Regions from separate parts of the Homo sapiens genome. Here all the other regions are linked to region 3. A link is a contact called in ENCODE Hi-C or POLR2A ChIA-PET data. All regions are on one chromosome and are shown on one strand. The core of a region is the stretch at or near the end of the contact, and the rest is flanking DNA. Distances in the headings are between cores, read along the strand shown.

Region 1 (4,531 bases), core at 1,743-4,242, 720 kb before region 3:
CCCCAGACGCCAGGTGCATAGACTTATGCCTGTAATTCCAGCACTTTGGGAGGCCAAGGCAGGCAGATCACCTGAGGTCAAGAGTTCAAGACCAGCCTGGCCAACATGGCAAAACTCTGTCTTCACTAAAAAAATACAAAAATTATCCAGGCATGGTGGTGCATGCCTGTAGCCTCAGCTACTCGGGAGACTAGAGGCAGCTACTTGGGAGACTTCGGAGGCAGAATTGCTTGAACCTGGGAGGCAGAGGTTGCAGTGAGCCAAGACTGGGCCACTCCAGCCTGGGCAACACAATGAGACACTGACTCAGAAAAAAAAAAAGGAACCCCCAGGGAGCTAACTATCCCATTCTACCATGTAAAGACACAGCACAACAGTGCCATCTGTGAAGTAGAGAGCAAATCCAAATCCACACCAGACACTGAACCTGCCAGCACCTTGATCTTGGACTTCCCAGCCTCCAGAACTATGAGCAATACATTCTGTTGTTTATAAGCCACCCAGTTTGTGATATTTTTTTCTTTTAGCAGCTTGAATGGACTAAGACAAGTACTATCTTAATTATATTTGCAAAGACCCTATTTCCAAGTAAGGTCACATGCACAGGTACTAGGGGTCTGGACTTGGACATATCTTTTGGGGGAACACTATTCAGTTCACTACAGCCAGGTGCTTGTGCAGATGCTCCTTAGTTCTGTCCCCTACCTGCAGTGTGACAAGGTCAGAGGGCACTGCAGTTGGAGGGCATGAGGCCTACAGAGGAAGCTGTTTGCCAGAGAGCTGCTTCTGTGCTGGGCTGCCCACTTCCCTCCTACACCTGGTGCAAATGAGAAGTTCAGCCAGCATCTGAGCCCTCAGCTCAGAGTCAAGGTTTACACCCAGTTCTTCTCCTTCCTTCTGCAGGAAAGAGCCAGACAATAAGAAAAAATAGGAAGAAAGGAGGTTGAATGAAAGAAATCTGAGCCTTTCAGAATGTGCACCACCTGGGCAGAGAAGAAGAAACAGAGGTGACAAGTGGGAAGACCTCCGGGCCTGAAATTCCCTGTCATGCTGCAGCTCCGGACCTGCCCCTACCTGAGTGGGGAGCAGAGGGGTGGACTGACACCTCAGACCCCTGGGCAGCTCTTGGCAAACTCACATGCTTGTCTTCAGCAATCCTGGCTTCATTTGGGGCTCTTTTCAAACCCAGGGCCTTCCCTGGGGAACCCAGGCCCCTAGCATCCTACCCACCTTCAGTAGTTGCCACACACACACACACACACACACACACACATTCTCTCTTTCTGTCTCTTCTCAGACATGTGTCTCATTCCCTTAGGCCTTCTTTTCTCAGCTTTTCAGGTGATAGGGAGCTAATCCTACCAACAAATTCAAACCAACTTGAGAGCTAATGGCTGAAACTGTTAATGATCGCTAACAAAATGAGTCCTAGGGGCGGGGTGGGGTGTGTGTGTGTGTATTTTGCATTTCTGTGCAGAAGTGTTGCAGGAACTCAGGGACCCCGAATGGAATGACTGGCTGGAGCCGTGGCAGAGGAACATAAATTGTGAAGATTTCATGGACATTTATCAGTTCCCAAATAATGCTTTTATAATTTCTTATGCCTGTCTTTACTTTAATCTCTTAATCCTGTTACTTTCATAGGCTGAGTATGTACGTCACCTCAGGACCACTGTGATAATTGTGTTAATTGTACAAATTGATTGTAAAACATGTGTGTTTGAACAATATGAAATCAGTGCACCTTGAAAATGAACAGAATAACAGCGATTTTAGGGAACAAGGGAAGACATCCATAAGGTCTGACTGCCTGAGGGGTAGGGCAAAAAGAGCCATATTTTTCTTCTTGCAGAGAGCCTATAAATGGACATGCAAGTAGGGAAGATATCACTAAATTCTTTTCCTAGCAAGGAATATTAATATTAATACCCTGGGGAAGGAATGCATTCCTGGGGGGAGTCTATAAACAGCCGCTCTGGGGACGTCTATCCTATGTGGTTGAGATAAGGACTGAGATATGCCCTGGTCTCCTGCAGTACCCTCAGGCTTACTAGGGTGGGGAAAAACCGGGCCCTGGTAAATCTGTGGTCAGACCAGCTCTCTGCTCTCGAACCCTGTTTTCTGTTGTTTAAGATGTTTATCAAGACAATATGTGCACTGCTGAAGACAGACCCTTATCAGTGGTTCTCCTTTTTGCCCTTTGAAGCATGTGATCTACTCCCTGTTCTTAGACACCCTCCCCTTTTGAAACCCTTAATAAAAAACTTGCTGGTTTGAGGTTCAGGTGGGCATCACGGTCCTACCGATATGTGATGTCGCCCCCGGCGGCCCAGCTGCAAAATTCCTCTCTTTGTACTCTCTCCTTATTTCTCAGCTGGCTGACACTTATGGAAAATAGAAAGAGCCTACGTTGAAATACTGGGGGCGGGTTCCCCCGATACAGAAGAGGCTTTAGCTCAAAGAAAGGAACCCCTGATGCTGGCAGCGAGACATATTTTTGGATTGAGGGGCTTTGTCAGAGCTCTGGATGTGTCGCGTATGTTGACCACATATACACAGCTGCTGCTGGGTCACCTCCAAGTGGCCCAGGCTGCCCTTTGCCCTACACTTGTTGGGACACAGGCCTTTGTCAACCCACCTGGGAACAGGTCTTGGTGGATCAGCGTCTCAGACAGGTCTAGCTAGGTCACATTGACATGCCTCGGGATCTATTTATTACCGTTTCCTCCTGTTTGCAAGATGAAACAACTCAGTAACACGCCTACCCAAGGTCACACACAGTACAGCTTCTTTGATGGAAGCCCAGGTGTGTTCTGTCTCTTGAGTCTAGGCTCTCTTCTTTTTATTTAGGGGGCTGTTTATCCTTTTTCAATGCCATTCCTCTCCTCTCCCTCTCCTTTCAAAAGCCAACCATTCTAAAGTGTTTTGGTTTGTAAGAGTGCAAAATGGTGTGTGTGTGTGTGCATGCGTATGCGTTTGTTGCCTGTGAGTGCTATTTTTAACCTATTTGAGTGGTTCAGAATTACAAATCTCACTTCTGTCTTCCTCTTTCTACTCAGCTCTGCTTTGAACTCTTGCATGCTCTATGTGAACCACAGTTTCCTTCCTGCTACTGAGTCCCATGGTTTGCTTCTGTTGCATCTTACCCAACCAGTCTCCCTGGAGTGGGCCCTCCATCTCCCACCACCTCAAGGAATATTGCTATAGATGTCCTACCCCGTCCTTTTATGAGAGCATGTGAGGAATTTGCGGGGGGTACATGTCAAAAAGAGACATGCAGAACCTCAGGGTGGGCATGTTCCGCACTTGCGTCAGGACTGCCATCTCACCTGCCTCCAACCCATCTACATGGCCTCATGGAATTCTTTTCCACTGTATCATGCAGGCTCCCTAGCTGTGAAACAGAGCACAGTGTCATGTAAGATTGTCAAAGCTGACACTGAGTATAGGTTGTGGTGAGCCAAAAATGTGCGATGAGAAAACCTACAAAGTTGCACTATAGAGACATAAAAATTACAGCCATTGGTGTACTGTTCTATTTTTGCCAAATGACCAGATTGTTTGATCATTCCCAATCTGTGCCTATGCTGGCAGGCTCCCGTTTGCACATCCAGATTGGCCCTCCACCCTGCTCTCTGCCCTGCAGGCAGATCTGACTGGGTGGCACCAGCAGACTCCCTCCATCTCTGGCTTCTGGTTGGTGATGGCTATGGAGAGGCACTGGCAGGGGACGAGGGAGCAGTATGGAGAGGCGCTGGCAGGGGACGAGGGAGCAGTATGGAGAGGCGCTGGCAGGGGACGAGGGAGCAGTATGGAGAGGCGCTGGCAGGGGACGAGGGAGCAGTATGGAGAGGCGCTGGCAGGGGACGAGGGAGCAGTATGGAGAGGCGCTGGCAGGGGACGAGGGAGCAGTATGGAGAGGCGCTGGCAGGGGACGAGGGAGCAGTATGGAGAGGCGCTGGCAGGGGACGAGGGAGCAGTATGGAGAGGCGCTGGCAGGGGACGAGGGAGCAGTATGGAGAGGCGCTGGCAGGGGACGAGGGAGCAGTATGGAGAGGTGCTGGCAGGGGTGAGGGAGCAGTATGGAGAGGTGCTGGCAGGGGTGAGGGAGCAGTATGGAGAGGCATTGGCAGGGGTGAGGGAGCATTATGGAGAGGCGCTGGCAGGGGATGAGGGAGCGCTGGCAGGGGATGAGGGAGCAGTATGGAGAGGCACTGGCAGGGGTGAGGGAGCAGTATGGAGAGGCACTGGCAGGGGTGAGGGAGCAGTATGGAGAGGCGCTGGCAGGGGACGAGGGAGCAGTATGGAGAGGCGCTGGCAGGGGACGAGGGAGCAGTATGGAGAGGCGCTGGCAGGGGACGAGGGAGCAGTATGGAGAGGCGCTGGCAGGGGCGAGGGAGCAGTATGGAGAGGCGCTGGCAGGGGTAAGGGAGCAGGAGAGGAGAGCAGGGCTTTACTCCCCTGGCTCCTTTCTCCCCTCAAAACGTGTCTCATTCACTTAGGCCTTCTTTGCTCAACTTTTCAGGTGACA
Region 2 (5,050 bases), core at 232-2,731, 640 kb before region 3:
CCATTCCCCAGCTCATCACACTTGGTCATTCCTGCCACTGTTTCCCGCCCCCGCAACCCTCATTAAGGAAACCCTCATTTAAAGCCCCAGTGAGAGCACAGGAGGGGTGAGGCAAAGCGAAGGAGGGGCTGGCGGCAGTGCAGCAGCGAAGCCCGGGCTCTCGGTCCTGGGAGCCTCGTGGCCCCGGCCGCCGTCCCCCGAGTCCCCACCACGCAGTTCCGAACTCCGAACGCGAGTCCGCGCCCCGTCAGCAGTCAGCGGGGGTGAGGATGACGCGGGCCGGGCGAGAGGCAGGCCAAATGCAGCAGCCCCGCCGCGGGCCGCCGGGCCCCTGAGCCCCGCTCTTCAGAGCCAGGGGGCCCCGGGTGCGGGCCGGAGGGCGGGGGCCGGCGCGGGCTCTCCCGCCGCAGCCCCGCGCCGCTCCAGCCTATCAGCGGCCACCCAACTGCTCCCTCCGACCGGCCCAAAATAGCTGCGAACGCCTGCGACTTGCGCGCGGCCCCTCACTTGACGCTCACTCCGGCTCGCTCGCCCGCTCGCCCTGGCCCCGCTCCGCTCGTCTAGAGGGGGCGGGGAGGAAGCGGCCCGGGGAGGGGGGAGGGGGGAGGGGGAGAGAGGAAGAGAGGAGGAAGGAAGGAGGAAAGAGGAAGACGGGCGGCCGGAGGCGCGGGGCTGCGCGGCGCCGGCCGGCGCGGCGCTGGAAGGCGCCGGCGTTAACCCCGCGAGGCAGGCGACGGAGGGGGAGCGGCGCTAATACATAAGAGCACTGCATCACGCTAATCTTCTCCCAGAACAGTATGCGTCAGCAGTACATTCACGTTCTGACTGAAGGACAAAAGGATGAGAGAGCAGTCTGCGTGGCTGCCGCCTGCAACACCGCGAGCCCGGCGCGAGGAGGAGACGGTGGGCGCCGCGCGCAGGGGCCCCGCTGCTGCTGCTGCCGCCGCTAGCCAGCGGGGACTATGTTCCTGGGCTCCGGAGCGTTTCCCGCAGCCGCGACCCCCGCTGCTCACGCCGCTGCAGCAGTCCGCTGGCGGCGCGGCCACTGAGGGCGCCGGGAGCCGAAGCCGCGAACTCGCTCCCTCCGCACAAAGCCGGAGCCGGCGGCGCGCCGGGGGCCGGGCAGCGGCGGGCGGCGACGGGCGGTTGCGCGCCGCCGGGGGCTGCGGCCGCCGCCGCCGCCGGACCCGCGCCCGCCCCCGGACTCTCTGAAGGGGCCTGCGGTGCGGGCGCGACCGCGGGCGCCGCGCGCTCCTCCGGCCGGCGGACCGGGTCCGAGCGCAGCCGCCACGCCGCTGGTCCTCGGGGGCCGGACGGAGCGCCGCCCCGCGTGCCGGCAGCCGGCGGACTGGAGAACTGACCCCCCGTTTTTGTCTCTTCCACCCTCCGAGAAGAGGCGAGGAGAAAGGGGGTGTGTGTCTGGGGAGGGCGAAGGCGCCGCGAACACCTCCTCTTAACTCTCGCCGCTCCGCGAGCTCACGACCGCAATCAGCTGCCGCCGGCCCGGAGCGGCCGACGCCGGGAGAGGGAGCGCAGCATCCAGCGAGTGCGGCCTGGGCGGCTTCGGGGCGCCCCCGCACTCCCTCCGGCGGCGGCCCGCAGAGCGGGCCGGGGCCGCCGGAGCGCACTTTGGCGATGAAGCGCCTTCCCCCGCGGCTGGAGCGAGCCGGTGCCAGGGTCCAAGGACAAAGCCGGGAAGCGCTGGTGGCGCCGCTCCTTGGGCGGAGGGGGGGGCATGCACCTGCATAGCCCGCCGGGCCTTGGCTCTCCCAGGCGCGCCTCAACTCCGCGGCTTCGCCGGCTCCGGCTCCGGATTTACTAGAGGCCATTTTGTCTCCCCCACCCCTTCCCTCCCCTCCCCTCCCCTCCCCTCTGCCCTCCCCGCCCCCACCACTTCCCCCTTTTGTTAATTAAAACTAAGAAGTCGGAATGGGAACGAGGTGCCCAGCTCCCGTGGAGAAAGCTTAAGGACACCACGCCAGTGCTTTCCTGCCTTCCTTCCGAGGTAGGTGACGGCGAACTGGGTGGGGACGGTTGCAGTGTGGGAGAGTCGTAGCTTTCGGAGGGCTTGCCTTGAGGGTGGGTTGGGAGACCAGGGGCCGCTCGAGTTTGGCAGGATTTTTTTCGGCCGATCCGCTCCGTCTCTCTAATCGCCCCCTCCCCACCTCCTTCTCCAGATGGAAAGAGGAGCTCCTAGCTCACTTAAGCCGGGGTAGGGCTGGTTCTCCTTTCCGAGCCAAAATCCCAGGCGATGGTGAATTATGAACGTGCCACACCATGAAGCTCTTGTGGCAGGTAACTGTGCACCACCACACCTGGAATGCCATCCTGCTCCCGTTCGTCTACCTCACGGCGCAAGTGTGGATTCTGTGTGCAGCCATCGCTGCTGCCGCCTCAGCCGGGCCCCAGAACTGCCCCTCCGTCTGCTCGTGCAGTAACCAGTTCAGCAAGGTGGTGTGCACGCGCCGGGGCCTCTCCGAGGTCCCGCAGGGTATTCCCTCGAACACCCGGTACCTCAACCTCATGGAGAACAACATCCAGATGATCCAGGCCGACACCTTCCGCCACCTCCACCACCTGGAGGTCCTGCAGTTGGGCAGGAACTCCATCCGGCAGATTGAGGTGGGGGCCTTCAACGGCCTGGCCAGCCTCAACACCCTGGAGCTGTTCGACAACTGGCTGACAGTCATCCCTAGCGGGGCCTTTGAATACCTGTCCAAGCTGCGGGAGCTCTGGCTTCGCAACAACCCCATCGAAAGCATCCCCTCTTACGCCTTCAACCGGGTGCCCTCCCTCATGCGCCTGGACTTGGGGGAGCTCAAGAAGCTGGAGTATATCTCTGAGGGAGCTTTTGAGGGGCTGTTCAACCTCAAGTATCTGAACTTGGGCATGTGCAACATTAAAGACATGCCCAATCTCACCCCCCTGGTGGGGCTGGAGGAGCTGGAGATGTCAGGGAACCACTTCCCTGAGATCAGGCCTGGCTCCTTCCATGGCCTGAGCTCCCTCAAGAAGCTCTGGGTCATGAACTCACAGGTCAGCCTGATTGAGCGGAATGCTTTTGACGGGCTGGCTTCACTTGTGGAACTCAACTTGGCCCACAATAACCTCTCTTCTTTGCCCCATGACCTCTTTACCCCGCTGAGGTACCTGGTGGAGTTGCATCTACACCACAACCCTTGGAACTGTGATTGTGACATTCTGTGGCTAGCCTGGTGGCTTCGAGAGTATATACCCACCAATTCCACCTGCTGTGGCCGCTGTCATGCTCCCATGCACATGCGAGGCCGCTACCTCGTGGAGGTGGACCAGGCCTCCTTCCAGTGCTCTGCCCCCTTCATCATGGACGCACCTCGAGACCTCAACATTTCTGAGGGTCGGATGGCAGAACTTAAGTGTCGGACTCCCCCTATGTCCTCCGTGAAGTGGTTGCTGCCCAATGGGACAGTGCTCAGCCACGCCTCCCGCCACCCAAGGATCTCTGTCCTCAACGACGGCACCTTGAACTTTTCCCACGTGCTGCTTTCAGACACTGGGGTGTACACATGCATGGTGACCAATGTTGCAGGCAACTCCAACGCCTCGGCCTACCTCAATGTGAGCACGGCTGAGCTTAACACCTCCAACTACAGCTTCTTCACCACAGTAACAGTGGAGACCACGGAGATCTCGCCTGAGGACACAACGCGAAAGTACAAGCCTGTTCCTACCACGTCCACTGGTTACCAGCCGGCATATACCACCTCTACCACGGTGCTCATTCAGACTACCCGTGTGCCCAAGCAGGTGGCAGTACCCGCGACAGACACCACTGACAAGATGCAGACCAGCCTGGATGAAGTCATGAAGACCACCAAGATCATCATTGGCTGCTTTGTGGCAGTGACTCTGCTAGCTGCCGCCATGTTGATTGTCTTCTATAAACTTCGTAAGCGGCACCAGCAGCGGAGTACAGTCACAGCCGCCCGGACTGTTGAGATAATCCAGGTGGACGAAGACATCCCAGCAGCAACATCCGCAGCAGCAACAGCAGCTCCGTCCGGTGTATCAGGTGAGGGGGCAGTAGTGCTGCCCACAATTCATGACCATATTAACTACAACACCTACAAACCAGCACATGGGGCCCACTGGACAGAAAACAGCCTGGGGAACTCTCTGCACCCCACAGTCACCACTATCTCTGAACCTTATATAATTCAGACCCATACCAAGGACAAGGTACAGGAAACTCAAATATGACTCCCCTCCCCCAAAAAACTTATAAAATGCAATAGAATGCACACAAAGACAGCAACTTTTGTACAGAGTGGGGAGAGACTTTTTCTTGTATATGCTTATATATTAAGTCTATGGGCTGGTTAAAAAAAACAGATTATATTAAAATTTAAAGACAAAAAGTCAAAACAAAAATATTTTCTAACTTGTAAGTTCTATTTAAAGGGGGTGGGGGGGAATCTTGGGAACGTTGTGGGGTACAAGCCACAAGTTAACTTGCTATGCTGCCAGAAGGGATTTCTGGTATAAGGTTGAAATTGCTGAGATAAAATAAACTAAAACAACAAACATCCTTAAAGAGGTAGGGTGTGGGCTGCTGAGGGGGCAAGAGGGATAGACTGAATCTGTCATTTTTTAGAAGATGCTTCATAGGACACAGGACTATCCATTTCTACAGACATCTTTCTTAAGCCGAGAGCTGTCTTTGCAGAATTATCTTATTAAAAAAAAATACAAAAAAAAAGCACCATGAATTTGTACTGTGCCAAAATGATAGTGGCAATAATATTTTTCTTCAGAGGCTAAGGGGAAGATAGACCTGTACATGTATTTTAAGCAGGAAAACCACCAAAATTCAAACGAACCCTTAAAGGGGCTGAGTCTTTGTCCATGTGCACAAGTCTTGGGGGTCTGTGCACTGGACACACATGTGCCTTGCCTGACAGAATTGCTTAGAAAGGAGCAGAGAAGGACGGGAGCTGGCGTAGCTCTCAGTCTAATGCTTTCACATTGCACCAGATTCCTGCAGTTGGGCTTAACCCACTCTGCAAGGCAT
Region 3 (4,330 bases), core at 1,752-4,251:
AGCCAAACTGCTTGGGGTCAAATGATGGCTCAGCTACCTATCAGCTTGGTGTATTAGTCCATTCTCACATTGCTATAAGGAAATACCTGAGACTGGGTGGTTTATAAAGAAAAGAGGTTTAATTGACTCATAGTTCTGCGTGGCTGGGGAGGCCTCAAGAAACTTACAATCATGGCAGAAATCACCTCTTCACAGGGCAGCAGGAGAGAGAATGAGTGCCAGCAGGGGAAATGCCAGATGCTTATAAAACCATCAGATCTCATGAGAATTCACTATCAGGAGAACAGCATGAGGGAAACCACCCCCATGATTCAATTACCTCCCACTGGGTCCCTCCCACAACACGTGGGGATTACAGGGACAACAATTCAAGATGAGATGTGGGTGGGGACACAGCCAAACCATATCACTTGTTAAGTCATCTAAACTCTCTTTACCTCAGTTTTCCCACCTGCAGAATGGAAGGACAGCAAAACCTCATTAAATTGTTGATAGGATTAAATGAGCTAATATGGAGCTTAAAAAATATTAACTCCTCAATACATGTCAAATAGTAGTACTGTTAATTATAGTAGGGAGTAATCTAGGTCCTGACCCCAAGTTCCTACTGACTAGCACATTACTTAATCTCTCTGGGTCTCAATTTTTATGATTCTTTCTTTTCTTTTTTCTTTCTTTCTTTCTTTTTTTTTTGAGACAGAGTCTTACTCTGTTGCCAGGCTAGAGTGCAGTGGCGTGATCTCGGCTCACTGCAACCTCCGCCTCCCAGGTTCAATTGGATTATTTCGTTTTTATACAGATATGTTTAATATTTGTTTTACCGACATGCACATTTCATCTTGACTCTAATTCTAATTTTTCAAAGATTGTCTAAACTTACTCTGTTAGCAAGCAATTTTGAGGACCCTCTGGTACTGACCACTTTGCATTCGAATATAAATAACACTACATTTGCTCACAAAACATACTTTTGTGTGTTTTTTTTTTTTTTTTTTTTTTTTTTTTTTTACTCACACCTGGTCAGCAAACAACTGATATATCTGAAGCAAAGCTTTTTCAGGGTTAGAACAATTTAGACTTGCATATTCATTTTTAAGCCTATGATAAATATGTTTATTACATAAAAGTAGGAAAAGATCCTCTGAAAATGCAGAAAATATTTTACCTCACATTTTACCACGCAGAGGTCTCCAGTGTAGATATTTGCATGTTTCTTTCAGTCTTTTTTCACTGCATTTTTTGGAGTGACATTGAGCTTTATTAGTGTATACCATTTTCATATTATTACAGCCTTCTTACTGCGTTTCAAAATTTTTCTGCTTATTAAAGTTTTATATACTTAATTTACAAATTTTGCAAAGTATACAAAAGAATAAAATAAAAATCATTCATAATTGCACTGTTACAGCCCACTGTTAAAATATCACATTTCAAAATACTTCTTTTTTGTTGCTTAAGCATATTCCATACAACTAAATTTTATATAAAATGTGATTTTTATTGGCTGCATAACAAACACTATCACAGAAGTATCATAACTTATTTTACATTAATTTATAAACTGTGGCATTTCATATTTTAGTTTCACGTTGGGTGATGCCTCTTAACTATGGGACAGATATATATGATCATACCACTTATGTGACTAGTTAAAGATCACGTTTCTATCCCTTTCTTGTCATCCCCTAGAATCAAGCTGCTGCAATCCCCGGAGACCTAATGCAAACGCTTCACCTCCTGGACCCAAGCCATCCCGCCCCCCGCCCCCGCCTCTCCCGTAGCTGGGACCACAGGCACGCGCCATCCTGCCCGGCTAATTTTTTTTTATTTGGTTGAGAGGGCGTTTTGCCATGTTGCCAGGCTGGTCTCTAACTCCTGGGCTTAAGCGATCCTCCCGCTTTGACCTCCCGAAGTGCTGGGATTACAAACACCAGCCACTGCGCCTGGCCCAACATTTTTAAAGTAACAAATGTATCAATTTACAAACTTTCCTTTGGATTTTGAAAACTGAACTTTTTCTCTTCTAAACAAAGTCTATCTACTGAACTTCAGTTTTTTCAGGACCCCGCACAATGGCAGCTTAAGTTGGACCAACTGGAAAGGTTTTCAGTGGATCTTGGGGAGGATCGGAGACAAGGCGAATGGGCTTTATTCTCTTAAAATTTCCTGACGGGCGGTGGACACATATTTGCTTGATGTCACCAAGAGCAAGAATTACGTTCCAGGAGCTGGGAGGAAACAACGGAGGCGGCTCTCTCGCCCCCAAGAAGCGGCCCTTGGTTGGCAGAATTTGACAGATGACTGGGATCTTCGAGGATTTTCCAAGCAGGATCGGGGCGCAGAAGAGGAGGGAAAGTGCGTGAGCCCACGTGACCCAACTCCACTTTCAAGTTTGAGAAGCGGAGCTGCCAGGATAAATACCCATCTGCTACCAATAGATGCTTTCCCTCCCTTGGGCCTGATAAAAGAATCCCCAAGTTCCGGGAGGCATGCTTCGAAAATTGTTGGCAGGAAAAAAATGTTCAACTTTTGCCATTTAGCAATGCACTGACAGCCTTTTGGGGATCATCACTACTTATGGCTCATACATCTGCCCACCGCTTCCTAAGTCCTCTCCCAACCCTCCCCGAGTTTCAGTTCCACTGAACAGAGAACAGCGAGAGCAACAGTTTGGTGGCCGAGCAGCCCGTCTCCGTGGGCGCGCACGCCGCATCGCGGGCCTCACACCTCACTTTGGGCTTCGGCTCTCGGTCGGCCCGAGACTCCGGCCGCGGCCCTGGTGTCCCCCGCCCCGGTTCCCTCCCCTCGGACACGGCCCTCGCGCCGGCGGCCCCGGTCCCCTCCCCACCGGCCGCGGCGGGCACAGCGCGTCGCCTACCCACAGGCGGGGGCGCCGGCCGGGCGCATGCGCGCGGCGCTCCCGGGCGTGCCGGCCACACTCCCCCCACCCACTCGGTGAGCTTGTCACTTCCTGCCCTCGCCCCATCTCCGTCCGGGGTCAGTCAGTCGCTCCCTGTCGCTGCCGGAGAGTCTCTGCTTCCCCCTTCCTACGCGCTCCGCGGCGGTAGCTCGGGCTCTCCGGAGGAGGGGGCGACAGAGTAAAAGAGAGGCTGACTTAATAAAGTTTCCTGAAACAACAACTACCACCGAAAAGGCCCAAGGTTGGGGGAGACCCCCATTTTTCTCCGCCCCTCTCCTAAAGCCTGAGGGACCGTTGCAGGTGGAGCGGCGCTGGTGGGACCCGGGTTGCGGCGGCAGCCGTTGCCCCGGCGAGGGAAGCCTCAGGTCCTGCCCGCTCCGGTTCCGGCTCCTTCGGTGGTGGCGGCGGCAGCTGCTGCCGGGCGGTTCCTCCTGTCAACTGCCTCCGCCCGCGCGCCTCCCGCCTAGCCACACAGCGCGGAGGACGCCGTGAGCCGCCGCCGCAGTCGTCTCGGCCCGCGGAGGGACGTGGTGAGCTGTGGCGCTTCCGCGTCAGCGCCGGCGGGGACTCTTTGGGAGCGCGTCGGGCCCGAGTCCGGGTTCCCCCGCGTGGTCAGCGGAGGCTGCGCCAGGTGGGGCCCGCAGCCGCCTCCCACGCCAGGCTGTCCCCGCGGCCGCCCGGCCTGCCTTCCTTCCTTCCGCCCGCCCGCCGGCCCGCCCTAAGAGTTGAGTAAGTTGGGCGCACTTGGTTGTGGGGACGGGGTCTCCGCCAGGGAGACCCCAACGCACGTGCGTAGCGGGAGGGCGCGGCGTGGGCCAGCAGCCGGCGGGAGCGGCACCTCCGTAGTCCCGGAGCCCGGCGGTGCCCGCCGCGCTCTGCGCTCCGTTTCCGCGCGCCCGCCCGGGACGGCGAGGCCGCAGCCGCCCGCGCTGCCGGCCAGGCCTTCGCCCTGCGCTGCGCACCCGAGGCTGCGTTTCCGGGTAGGGCGATGAACCTGTGTGGGGAGTTTGGGCTGCAGGAGGGTTTGTGCGTCTTTCTGTTTTCTTTTCGAGAGGGAGGTGCGGGTCCGTGGAGGGAAAGCGGAGAGCTGATGATGGGAACGTATCTGGAAAATGCAGCCAGTGCCCCCCAGGAAGTTCAGGGCGAGTGACGGGTTTGTGCTTCTTTCAACAGCCACGCCGCAATGAAGAGCTTCTTACAGTGAAAGCAAAGTAGGTCGAGTCCACTGAAAATGCCTTTAAGGGACAAATACTGTCAGACTGACCACCATCATCACGGATGCTGTGAACCAGGTAGACCCCTCTTCGTCCGCAGTTGCTTTGCCCTCCATCAGAGCCACTCTGCCTTCTCTTTTTTTCTAGCTTTTTTTCCTCCTGCCCCAGTAGTCATTCTTAAGCAGGCTATGATATT

What was found. Hi-C counts contacts between places; a loop is a spot of excess contacts on that map. ChIA-PET counts read pairs that join two places held with the same protein, here RNA polymerase II (POLR2A). Pooled maps may share reads with other maps.
Region 1: a map of OCI-LY7 shows a loop between it and region 3 (4-fold over the local background). The contact joins the enhancer-like site here to the promoter of ZNF800 in region 3. A Hi-C loop is called at or near these places in 1 of 168 maps with a recorded cell type or tissue (OCI-LY7), 2 of 37 single-sample maps with no recorded cell type and 7 of 50 pooled maps. POLR2A ChIA-PET finds 5 or more read pairs at or near these places in 1 of 52 experiments (K562).
Region 2: a loop to region 3 is called in a pooled map, with 4 times the contacts of the local background. The contact joins the promoter of LRRC4 here to the promoter of ZNF800 in region 3. A Hi-C loop is called at or near these places in 1 of 37 single-sample maps with no recorded cell type and 8 of 50 pooled maps. POLR2A ChIA-PET finds 5 or more read pairs at or near these places in 1 of 52 experiments (MCF 10A).

Annotation. Positions count from the first base shown.
Region 1 is chr7:128,107,417-128,111,947 of GRCh38, reverse strand. No RefSeq gene overlaps it. Among named protein-coding and RNA genes, the nearest start is that of MIR593, 28 kb to the right of the region's middle. RefSeq lists an enhancer at 3,476-3,555. Within about 2 kb of position 2,992, at least 7 of the 41 ENCODE cell types and tissues checked have a DNase peak (open chromatin) inside an H3K27ac peak, as active enhancers do; they include OCI-LY7, where a contact is called at or near this core.
Region 2 is chr7:128,027,868-128,032,917 of GRCh38, reverse strand. LRRC4 (leucine rich repeat containing 4) reads left to right here and starts at 1,481. Exons shown (of 2, transcript NM_022143.5): 1 at 1,481-2,005; 2 at 2,178-5,050. The coding sequence starts at 2,278. The coding sequence ends at 4,239. All of the region lies in intron 16 of SND1 (staphylococcal nuclease and tudor domain containing 1), which reads right to left. RefSeq lists silencers at 198-267, 918-1,037.
Region 3 is chr7:127,391,379-127,395,708 of GRCh38, reverse strand. ZNF800 (zinc finger protein 800) reads left to right here and starts at 3,001. Exons shown (of 6, transcript NM_176814.5): 1 at 3,001-3,649; 2 at 4,094-4,212. The coding sequence starts at 4,152. RefSeq lists enhancers at 2,202-2,331, 3,072-3,201, 3,046-3,546 and silencers at 2,642-3,041, 3,442-3,841.